Linked DNA regions of Homo sapiens: region 2 is linked to region 1. A link is an interaction called in ENCODE POLR2A ChIA-PET data of the cell type or tissue named here. Cell type or tissue: PC-9. All regions are shown on one strand. Each heading gives the region's core, and the rest is flanking DNA. Links, peaks and the distances in the headings are about the cores only.

The links. ChIA-PET counts read pairs that join two places held together with the same protein. Peaks named below come from ENCODE experiments on the same cell type or tissue, not always from the same donor. Only the 100,000 strongest peaks of a DNase experiment are listed, where the experiment ranks them.
Region 2: POLR2A ChIA-PET joins it to region 1 with 5 read pairs; 3 of 35 experiments call an interaction of 5 or more read pairs at or near these places.

What each region holds. Positions count from the first base shown.
Region 1 is chr7:29,448,410-29,451,329 of GRCh38, reverse strand. The region is part of intron 6 of CHN2 (chimerin 2); the gene reads right to left. Among named protein-coding and RNA genes, the nearest start is that of PRR15-DT, 110 kb to the left of the region's middle. In PC-9, for the core only: no CTCF peak of the experiment used is centred there; a DNase peak (open chromatin) is centred at 1,249; H3K27ac peaks cover 1,406 bases.
Region 2 is chr7:29,505,285-29,508,204 of GRCh38, reverse strand. CHN2 (chimerin 2) reads right to left here. Exons shown (of 13, transcript NM_004067.4): 11 at 840-977. Among named protein-coding and RNA genes, the nearest start is that of PRR15-DT, 57 kb to the left of the region's middle. In PC-9, for the core only: no CTCF peak of the experiment used is centred there; no DNase peak of the experiment used is centred there.

The sequences.
Region 1 (2,920 bases), core at 263-2,762:
AAGCTGACAATTCACACGGAACTTTACCTGCCTTGATATCATTTATGTATTGAGTTGCTCTTTTCTGAGCATGTTACATGTTCTGGGCACTGTTCTCAGCATCATAATAGACAAAAATCTCTTCCAACCCCAGTCCAGTAACTTGTATTATTTACCATCTGTTCTTACTTGTGTGGCTAAAGCAGAAGTTAATGTGGTGGTGGTGGGGGTGCGTTGTTGTTTCTCTCTCTTTCTTATTTATTATGGTATAAGAAGTAATGAGGCCGGGTGTGATGGCTCACGCCTATAATCCCAGCACTTTGGGAGGCCGAGGTGGGTAGATCACGAGGTCAGGAGTTCAAGATCAGCCTGGCCAAGATGGTGAAACCCTATCTCTACTAAAAATAAAAAAATTAGCCGGGCGTGATGGTGGGGGCCTGTAATCCCAGCTACTCGGGAGGCTGAGGCAGAGAATTGCTTGAACCTGGGAGGCGGAGGTTGCAGTGAGCCAAGATTACACCACCGCACACCAGCCTGCCAACAGGGCAAGACTCCATCTCAAAAAAAAAAAAGAAGTAATGAAGTAATGTACCTACCATTCATCTGATGAATACATCTGTATTAGTTTTCTGTGGCTGCTATAACAAATTACTACAAGTTTGGTGGCTTAAAACAAGGCAAACTTATTCTCATACAGTTCTGGAGGCCAGAGGTGTGAAAAGAATTTTTGGGGCTGCAATCGAGGGCTGTGCTCCCTCTGGAGCTAGGAGAGAATCTGTTCCAGGCCTCCTCCAGCTTCTGTGGGCTTCCTGCATGCCTGGCCTTGTGGCTGCACCACCCCAGGATCTTCAAATCCTTCTCTGCTCCACTTCCCCCGGACTTCTCCTCTGTGACTGTCTGTGAAATCTCCTTCTGCCTCTCCCTTAAAAAGAGACGGGTGCTGGTATTTAGGGTCCACAAAGATTATCCAAGATTCTTCTTCATCTCAAGATTCTTAATGTAATCACATCTGCATAAACCTTTTTGCCAAGGTAAGGTCACAGTTATTGGCTCTAGGGATTAGGATCTGATATCTTTGGAGGCCATTATTCTGCCTACCACAAAATCCTTAAAAACAAACTCATTCTTGCTACCTTCCTTTAGTGTTAATTTGAGCTTCGTCTGCTTGGATTATGCTTAGTGAGGAGACTGATGATTCATGCTCACATGCAAACAAAAGTGTGCACTGCAAACAGAAGAAACTAACCTTTCTGTTTGCCTTCAAGAGATTCTTCAATTGATGTGAAATACACACCCTGAATTTCTTAAACCTGTACCACATCCCCTAGGGAAGATCCTGGAAGCCACTTCACGGAACTCAGAGTGAAATACTGACTAACCACAAATTAAGCTTGGCCTGTGATCGTTTTCTCTGGAAATAGAGAAAAGAAAGTGATAAAAACATTCTCCAAGAGTGGTTTGCTTTAGAACAGAGTAAACACCAAGTTACCACCCAGCTCAGTTTGTCTTTGCTCTTTGGGCTTGGCCTTGGCCTAAATTACTTCACATGCCTTGAACATCTGTACCCCTGCCTTCTGTAGCAGGGCCTTTACCTGAGCCCAGTGTCTGTTCATCAATGCCCAACCACTATAATGTCAATCACAGCCCACATTTATTTGAGTTAACTATAAGCCAGGCACTGTGCTCAACATACTACAGAACTCCATAAATGATTCTGAATGAATGCAAATAATCTTATTCATTTCCTAGCTCAAGGATCAGCAACTGTAAAGTACCAACAGTAAATACTTTACGATTTGTAGCCCATATAGTCTCTGTCCTGTCTGGACCACTCAACTCTGTCATTGTAGTACGAACTTTCCCATATTTTATATTTCAATGAATGGATGTGGCTGTATTCCAATAATACTTTATTTACAAAATGATGCCTATTTACCTCTGTTCTGGGCCTGCAGGACGGATTCTGACTTATTAGTCTCCCACCATAAGAATCTGAATGATTTCTATTGATTTAAGGACAACTTCAGATTTGCTTTCCATTATTACCGCTTCAAACCAGGTTTCCTGACACATAGATTATTTTTTTTCAGACACTCACCTTAATTCCAACACACCTTAATTATTTAGAGCCTCCCATTTTTCCTGCAATTCCTAAGTTGTTCTGCTTTTTCCCTTGTGTGAAATAATAAGGAAACACTTCACTCTGGGTTTATTCTGCTAAGTTTAACTTGCCGGCAAATAACTTAATGCTGCAAAGTTATCAAGTCTCTCTTGCAGTATGAAGCTCCTATGGCTGAATTTGAGCAGTAATGTCCATGAGCTGACTTGGTAACTTGTAAATCAGAAATGCTGGGTTTGATGAAGGGCGAGGTAGCACCATTTTTTACAGTGAATTAAATTCCGCACACATTTAGTATGGACCATGCCCTGTACTGGATGCCAGGACTGGTTTCTGTTCTCAAGGAGTTTACAGTCTGGTTGGGGATAACAGAAGCTAACAAACAATTATAATACAGAGCAATAACTGCTAAGGTGGGGGAGATATAGTGTGCTCTGGGGCACAAAGCCTTCCCCAACTCCCCAAAACAAGTGATGACTCCTCTGAGACCTTAAGGATGAGAAGGAGATAGCCAAACAGTGAGAAAAAGCCCAGGAGAATATTTCAGGCAAAGGGAATAGAATTTGCAAAGACTTGGAGGTGAGTTACAGGGTGATCTATTACAGAAATGAAAATTCATTATGGCTAGAAAGAAGAAAGTAAGGGAAGTGGGTAGTGATCTATGAGGCGGGATCTTACAGGATGTATTAGGAGACTGGGTCACATCTAAAAGCTTGGGGTGGGGTAGCTGGTGAAGAATGACTTTAAGCAGGGAAGTGACATGCTGGGATGTATAAACTAAAAGTAAAAACTAAAGAAAGAATTAGGAGAAAGCTGCTGTGT
Region 2 (2,920 bases), core at 170-2,669, 57 kb before region 1:
GGCTGATGGAAAGCAAATCCTGATGTCCCATTCCTGGACGCATGAGCTCAGCTCTCCAAGCCTTGCTTTTCTTCTTTGTAAAATGGGATTATAATATTTGCCACATGGGGTACATGAGAGAATTAAACTGGTGAGACGTTCTAGTATACTGCTTGACACAGTGTATTCTGGCCCTCTATTCATTTTGAACAGCATCAATAGACAAAACTTGCTTGTGACTTTAACTGACTAGGAATGAAATTCTGCCTAACAGATAAAAGTAGTTAATCTAGACCAAGCTTGTCTAACCCGCAGCCTATGGGCCGCACATGCCCAGGACAGCTTTGAACATGGCCCAGCACAAATTTGTAAACCTTAAAACATTATAAGATTTTAAAATAATTTATTTTAAAAATTATTTAAAATTATCATTAAAGCTATCATTAATGTTAGTATATTTTATGTGTGGCCCAAGACAATCATTCTTCTTCCAATGTGGTCCAGGGAAGACAAAAGATTGGATACCCATGATCTAGTCAGTCCTCATTGAAGACTTTTTTTTCTGCTACAGAAATATTCATGCTTTCAACATATAATAGGCCTGACTGTGTTGGTTCCCAGCATACAAGGAACAATGTGGACAGAACTGCCTGACACATACATCAGCCCACAGAGTTCTTAGAACTGGTTCAGCTCAGCTGTTGAACTATGCCTGGTCAGCTATTTATTGTTGTGCCCTCACTTGACAAGACAGGCACAAATGCAATAATTTAAACAGTTCTGAGTTTTAATTATCTGAAGGTCAAAAGCACTGTACTTAAAAATTTGGTAGAAATAAAAAATTAATTTGAAGTACTTACTTGCTGCATCTATAAATTTGGAATAGGTATCATATGTGATGACAGGGATGGGTAAGTCTCTGAAATACAGTTTAAGGGCTCCAGTGATGATGTTTATGTCTGGATAGACATTGGCAGATATATCGGCCTTTTCACCATCTGAAAAACAATCAGTGATCCAAGTCCTAATTAGGACCTTATTTCACCAAGGCATGTACAGAAAGGAAAAAAAAAAAAAATCCAGCGATGAATGCTCCCTGACAAGTCTCAGCTAACTCTTTTGGCTTCTAGTAACACTGAAGTGTAGGAGGCAACAGAAAGGAGTTTGGTGAGAGGGAGGTAGGGTCTGAGGGTTTGTGCAGGCAAACGGGTGATAAAACAAACTTCAAACAGTGATTTGGGTCCCAGCCCCTGGTAATTTGCTAAATAGAAATTTAGCACAATAATTTGTATTATGGACACTAAGGTTCATAATAAAATGACAATCTAATCTGAAACAAGAGAACATCAAGAAGCTCTAATACATCTCCACCAGTGTTTTTTAGACTTGGATTTGGAAGTCACGTTCACAAAATGATTGTTGAATAGTTTCAGTTCTTATTGTTTCTTTCAGGCTCACTGAAGGGTTTGTTTGTTTGTTTTTAACTTGATCCTTCCTCCCTGATCCCCTAGGACTTTAATCTGGGAAACTTTACCCTTTCCTCTTGGATATGTGATGTTATATTTCTTATCATTCTTTTTTGTGTGTGTGAGACAGAATCTCACTCTGTAGCCCAGGCTGGAGTGCAGTGGTGCAATCTTGGTTCACTGCAACCTCCACCTCCTGGGTTCAAGCAATTCTCGTGCCTCAGCCTCCTGAGTAGCTGGGATTCCAGGGACGTGCCACCATGCCTGGCTAATTTTTGTATTTTTAGTAGAGAGGGGGTTTCACTATGTTGGCCAGGCTGGTCTCGAACTCCTACCTCAAGTGATCCACCTGTCTCAGCCTCCCAAAATGCTCGGATTACAGGTGTGAGCCACCACGCCTGGCCTATTTTGACAGTTATTTCACTTCAGCACTTTAAATATATTATACTAATGTATCTGGTATTTATTGTTGGTCCAGAATTATTTCTTTGTAGGCAGTACAAAGGATCAGCACAGAAGTTTTGACCTGCTCCGTTTCCAACCCCCAAAGTGCTGGGATTCTAGGCCTAGCCACCGTGCCTGGCCTATATTTCTTACCATTTCTAACAATAGTTCTCAAGACATTTTTTGACTTTTAGTTTTACCGTTAGGAAATACCACTCCAATTTGTCACAGACTATGACATTTTTTAGATAAAAATGTTTTAATCATATAGGAATTCTTAATATCTTTTGCATAAAGAATTAAAAGAATAAATGCCTCAGCAAATTTGGTTCTGAAGATGAAAAAAGCTGCCGATGTATAGAAAACAGTAAAAGCATAGAAGATATGCCATGTTGATTTCATTATTTACATATTTAGCAAACAGTTATTGGGAATCTGTCATGTGCCAAGCACCATTAAGCCCTGATGAACCATGGAAAAGAGATACTCTCTGCCAACCAACAGTTCTAGTTAGACTGACTGACAGACATGCAACTCAACAATGACAAGGAAATAGGAAGATTGCTATGCTGAAGAAGTGTGGAGAATGTGGGGGGATGTGGAAAAAGGAAGTGGAGCTCTGAGGTTAGCTTGGGGTAGTCAGCGAGGCTTCCTCAAGGAGGAAAGGCTTGAGCTGACCCCTGATTACAGGTGTTTGCCAGGCAGAGAGGTGAATACATTTCAGATAGACAGGACAATGTGAGCCAAGGCACTTCTTCATGGCAACAAATAGGGTGTATTTCAGGATTGCTGGAGTGTGCAGTACAGTAGGGAGGAGGAACTGGAGAGAAGTCTGAAGAGAGAGGGAGGGCTACCTCACTGATTTCACATACCACACTACAAAGTAGAGGCTCTATCCAGTAGGCTCTATCCAGTAGGGCTTCCATGTCTTGACTGGCTGTACCAGAATTATTTGGATTGCTTATTAAAAATACAGATTCTTGGGCTTATCCAGCTTTCTGAATGAGTCTTCAAGTTGGGTCCCAGTGACC